2 separate regions of the Mus musculus genome follow, and region 2 is linked to region 1. A link is a loop called in an ENCODE intact Hi-C map of the cell type or tissue named here. Cell type or tissue: heart. All regions are shown on one strand.

Region 1 (2,500 bases):
ATGTTCAGTTTCTTGGCAGTACCGAAGTGGAGCAGCCAAAGGGAACAGAAGTTGTGAGAGATGCTGTCAGGAAGCTGAAGGTAAGAGCTCTTCAGAGAAACGGCTAGTGTAATGATCTTGTGTCATCAACAGATTGGCAGAAGCTAAAACATAGATATCTGTTTAAATTACTCCTTAAATTAAAAGATAACTTAAATTCTCTTTAAATTACAATTAAATAAATACCACCTGTTCAGGGAGACATTTTGAATTATAGACATATTCATGCAATTATTTTTCTGTACGTAATATATTTTTCTATAGTATAATTTCTTACAGTAACTAAAGACTTTTAAGGCAGAACTCAATCAATGTTTATAGTCAGTGATCTCCCTTTCTATGTCCTGGACAATATGTACTCCATGCTCTAAATCACAACTAGTAGGAACTTTATATAAATCTCTAACAATTAAGATATCATATCTACCAGTTGAAAACAGTTAGTGTTCATTCCAAAGCAGAATACTAAGGATACCCTAATGGGCCATGCCAATGAGCAGCTTTAGGGGAGCTTGTGTGACTAAGAAAGCAGAAGAAAATATTGAATAAACACCCCAAATATTCATGAGTAATTTATGGAGTAAAATGTATGCAACCCCCAAAACTCATGTTCTGCAAGTTTCCTGCGAAACCCTTTTGCCACAAGCATGCTTATGAAATAGCTCACTTCTCAACAGTCAGCCCCACCGAGATTTTACAGCTAGGGTATTTCCTTCAAGATAATGGGTATCCTCATGATGTCAGAGGTCTACAGACTTATATTCACAAAGTTAGCTTTTCTTCTGTGTGGCTACTCCCATAATTTACTGCATGAGGCACAATCTTATTCTAATTTTGATTTCCAGGTCATACATTTATTCCATGGGAATATTAGGTGTTTTACCTAATATTTATTCAAATTAGAAAGTGTCTTAAAAGAACAATTATATTGGCAACATTCCTTTATATCTTGGGAATTCTTCATTCCATATCTCATACCCGAAACGAACTTCAATGACTTTTAAAACTATGGCTATATGTATTATATGACATTTCTGTATAATTTCATACTTAGAACTGAAATAATATTGTGGAATATAATGGAAAGCAGTAAGAGTTTTAATGTACACCTAGTGGGCAGTAGGTTTTATTAAATGTATATCTCTCACAATATGCATTTAACAAATATTTTGGCTGAAAAATTTGTTTCTCAGGAAAGGATATGTATATATTAGGAGAGAATATTTTACTAGTGAACATGAGGAAGACAATGGTTTTTATGTAAATTTGTTTTAATATTTCTTTTATGTTGTATCTGTTATCAGAAGCTATGATACAATCAATATTTACACATATTTTAATTTTGCTGTCATATAGATGAGACCAGATGGTGGCGCTGTGGCTCCACTAGAAATAGAAAGTACCAATTGCTCATTACCTCATTTTGATTTTCTGCTTATTTTTCTCAAACCCATATTTCCTGACTCGTTTGTACATATATTATACTGTTATACTCAGATTTTTCTCATGTAATTAAAAATGCTATTTATATTTACTCCCCTTTCAAAGTCTTTCAAAGTTTGCATTTTAAATGTAATGGCTTTTTTGACTTTTGATAATAATTCAAAATATAAACATAATGCAGGGTGATGAAAATCGTAACAAATTTTCAACAATGCTATTTTCCTACCTCTGTACCTCATGGTATCTGCTTGAGTTTTAGCAAAATGCTTCTAAAGATTTGAATGCTGACTAGTCTGTGACTGTAGAGAATTCCAAGTTTGTAAACTTTAATGTAATGATTTGTGTAATAACTGAAATGTTCCCATATTCTGTTTGCTGAAACAAACAGAATTTTTTCCTGTTTACTTATGCTTAAGCTGACATTTAAGAAAATGATAGGTATCTAAAAGAACTTAGCACTGCTGTCATAATAAAGTTCGTTTTCAGAAGGGGTCTGGTTCAGTACATTCAGGGCAAATACCAGGACTCAATTTGTGTTTACCATTTGTTATGTTTCTGTATGAGTACACACTGAACATTGGGATCAATGTCTTATGGACCCAGTTTGAAAGGCCCTAGTGGGTGAAGCTCATTTTATACACACAAAGCAGCTTCAGTGTGATATATAGCCTTTAGAAGATACTGACAAGACATGTTAGTCAGCCGGGGTCTTCAGCGCTGTATTTCACTCTGTGTACCGTATTTCTGTTTTTCTTTTACTTTTTATTCAACTGACCAGTTATCTAGAACTTAGTTATATACAAAAACCATGATTATTAGCAATTATTTAGCAACTAAGTAGGAGAAACACAAAGTAGTGCCAAATAATTTGCAGATTATATGATAGGATACATAAGTGATCCTAAAATCCCACCAGAGAACTCTTACAGCTGATAAACACCAGCAAAGTATCCAGCAAAGTGGATGCATATGAGATTAATTAAAGAAGAAGAAGAAGAAGAAGAAGAAGAAGAAGAAG
Region 2 (2,500 bases), 570 kb after region 1:
GTCTCATTATTTACTTAAATACTTTTAAAAATGCATATGTTCCTTGTCATCATGAAAATTTGGGGTGCACACTTTTTTCAAAATAATTGTGTTGATGTAAATCTTATCTGTGGCTAAAAGAAGTTGCTAGCAGTTCTTTTCATACATAATCAAACACGTTGGTATTTAAACCTTTAGTTTTAGCAAATGCTTCATGAGCATTCGTTTTTCCACTGTGTGCAGTGTCTTCACTAGTTTCAGAAGTTATCTATGCAAGAGTAAGGGAAGGAGACACTTTATATTTCTGTATGTTCAGTCCACAGATACACAGAGAAGGAGCTCCCAGATTGCTTGTTTCTTAATTCTGTTCCCCTTAACCCACCCTTCCATCCCCCTCCATCTTTCCCCCCTCCTTATCTCTCCACCCCTTTTGGCTCCTTAGGAACTCCCCTCCCAATTTTCCTTCCTCACTCATCACCCCTCCCCCATCCTAGGCTTATCCACCTCCCTCCCCCCACCCCAGTCCTCACCCCTCCCTGTTCTCAGTGACTCACTCTCTGCTTCCCATCTTTATTTTCATCCTCTCTCCTCCCCAGCTCATCTTACATTTTCTTTTCTTTGGATAGTCAATTCCTTTTTAGCTTTCTTTTTTCACTTTCTCTTCACATCCTGCCCTCCTGGAAGATGAAACAACCCCAAGCCTTCCCTATTAATAGGAGACATGATCCAAAGAAATGTTAATTCCTTAGCAGCCCAAACTTTTATTCTGAAATCTAGATGAAGAATCATAGAATCTTAATTTTTTTTAAAGAAAGAAAGACAGACAGAAAGAAAGACAGACAGACAGACAGAAAGGAAGGAAGGAAGGAAGGAAGGAAGGAAGGAAGGAAGGAAGAAAGAAAGGAAGGAAGGAAGGAAGAAAGGAAGGAAGGAAGAAACCTATGTCTTTGGGACATTAATTAAAATATCAACATAGTATCTATAGTTTCTTAACAGTTAAAGTAATATGAGAAATACTATAGGAACAGTGGGTGTGTTTCTTCCCAATCTAACTCCAGTAAGAAGAGAAACATGTTTGGTTCTCACCATCTTAACATCATCCTAAGCTCATTTGCTTCCACCTTTGGGCTATGGTCTTTAAAACTCCAAGAAGGATAAAAAGGATTTAAGATCATATATTTCACATTCCTTGCAGGTTTTTAGTGAAAATCCTACTGAATGATTAACTTTGAGGAGATTTCAGTAAGTAGCAGACATTCAGCACACTGGGAACACTCAGAGAACTCTAAAGGGGTTATCTCCTATGTTCTCCAGAAATCCTAGAAGTCGTACAGAATTGCTAGACACTAACTTCTGGGAGTTTTCTGGAATATGAAACATGTCTCCACAAAGAATTCTTGTCTCTTTACAAATCTGTGCAAGTCTTACTTTATTCATGCCTTTTATTTCAGCTACGGAAAAAACGTGGTCTGTTTTATATTTCCTGTGGTTTTTAAGCATGCTGGATTTTTAAGTGCTAAACCATGCCACCTAGTGGCTAACAAAGACACCATTTCCATAACCATCGCCAACATGACTCTTGCACCACAGGATCCTCATATGTGTGTGTGTGTGTGTGTGTGTGTGTGTGTGTGTGTGTGTGTGTGTGTGTGTGTGTGTGCGTGCGTGCGCGCACGCGTGTCCGTGGGGGGGGGGGAGACAGAGAGAGAGAGAGAGAGAGTTTTAAAAACTAAACATTCCTTTTATAAGTAAAATAATTAGATAATGAAATGTTACCAGACATAAGAATACACAAACAAACTGGTAATATATTGTGAGACTTTTGGAAATGAATGTCAAAATAATAGACAGTTTCCAGCCAGGCATGGTGACACAGACCTTCATTCCCAGCTACTTGGGAGGCTGAGTGTAGATGAATACAAGTCCAAAGTCTTCCTGAGTTCAATGTGAGTGTCTGAATGAGAGTGAGACTCTTGTCTCAAAATGAAAAGTTTATAGAAGTCTGGAGATGCAGGTCAGTGGTAGAGAGCTTTTCCAGAGCATATGACGCCCTAGCCTCAATCTCCAATACTGTCAAAGAAAAGATAGAAACTTATCTAAATTCATTGCATCATTTTTTAAATGTATTTTTCCTACTCATTGGCTAATATCATCCTTGCTTAATATTTGCATTCTGCTGACTATAGGTCCATAAATAGATGTTAGTAATATTGCTTCCTTAGGACAGGGACAAAAAACTAAATGTCTTCTAAAGTTTAAGCTTCTACATTTTGCTATGTTGATAATATCACAAAAATTAACTGTGAACCATGAACTGATTTGTGATTTCAAAACTGTAAATGGACTGAGAGAATGAACTCTTGTTTCATATTTTTTAGTTTATTTCTCATTATGTTTAAAAAGGAAAATTATAGCTAAGATTAACATTTACATTTTCTCTTGTTTGTGTTGTCCGAATTACTAATCACATAGAACCAATGGAATAAAATGTATTACAAAGTCACGGTAGTAACCTTACTTC

Evidence for each region. A loop is a pair of places that touch in the nucleus more often than their neighbours do. Peaks named below come from ENCODE experiments on the same cell type or tissue, not always from the same donor. Only the 100,000 strongest peaks of a DNase experiment are listed, where the experiment ranks them.
Region 2: it touches region 1 in a loop (9-fold over the local background); 24 of 42 quality-filtered maps call a loop at or near these places.

Annotation. Positions count from the first base shown.
Region 1 is chr1:44,744,466-44,746,965 of GRCm38, forward strand. Gulp1 (GULP, engulfment adaptor PTB domain containing 1) reads left to right here. Exons shown (of 11, transcript NM_028450.3): 4 at 9-80. 4930521E06Rik (RIKEN cDNA 4930521E06 gene) reads right to left here and starts at 484. Exons shown (of 3, transcript NR_040602.1): 1 at 467-484. In heart, a CTCF peak has its summit at 1,411 (motif pointing right); no DNase peak of the experiment used is centred here.
Region 2 is chr1:45,312,630-45,315,129 of GRCm38, forward strand. The region is part of intron 1 of Col3a1 (collagen, type III, alpha 1); the gene reads left to right. Among named protein-coding and RNA genes, the nearest start is that of Col3a1, 2.3 kb to the left of the region's middle. In heart, a CTCF peak has its summit at 1,484 (motif pointing left); a DNase peak (open chromatin) is centred at 452; H3K4me3 peaks cover 2,080 bases; H3K27ac peaks cover 1,978 bases.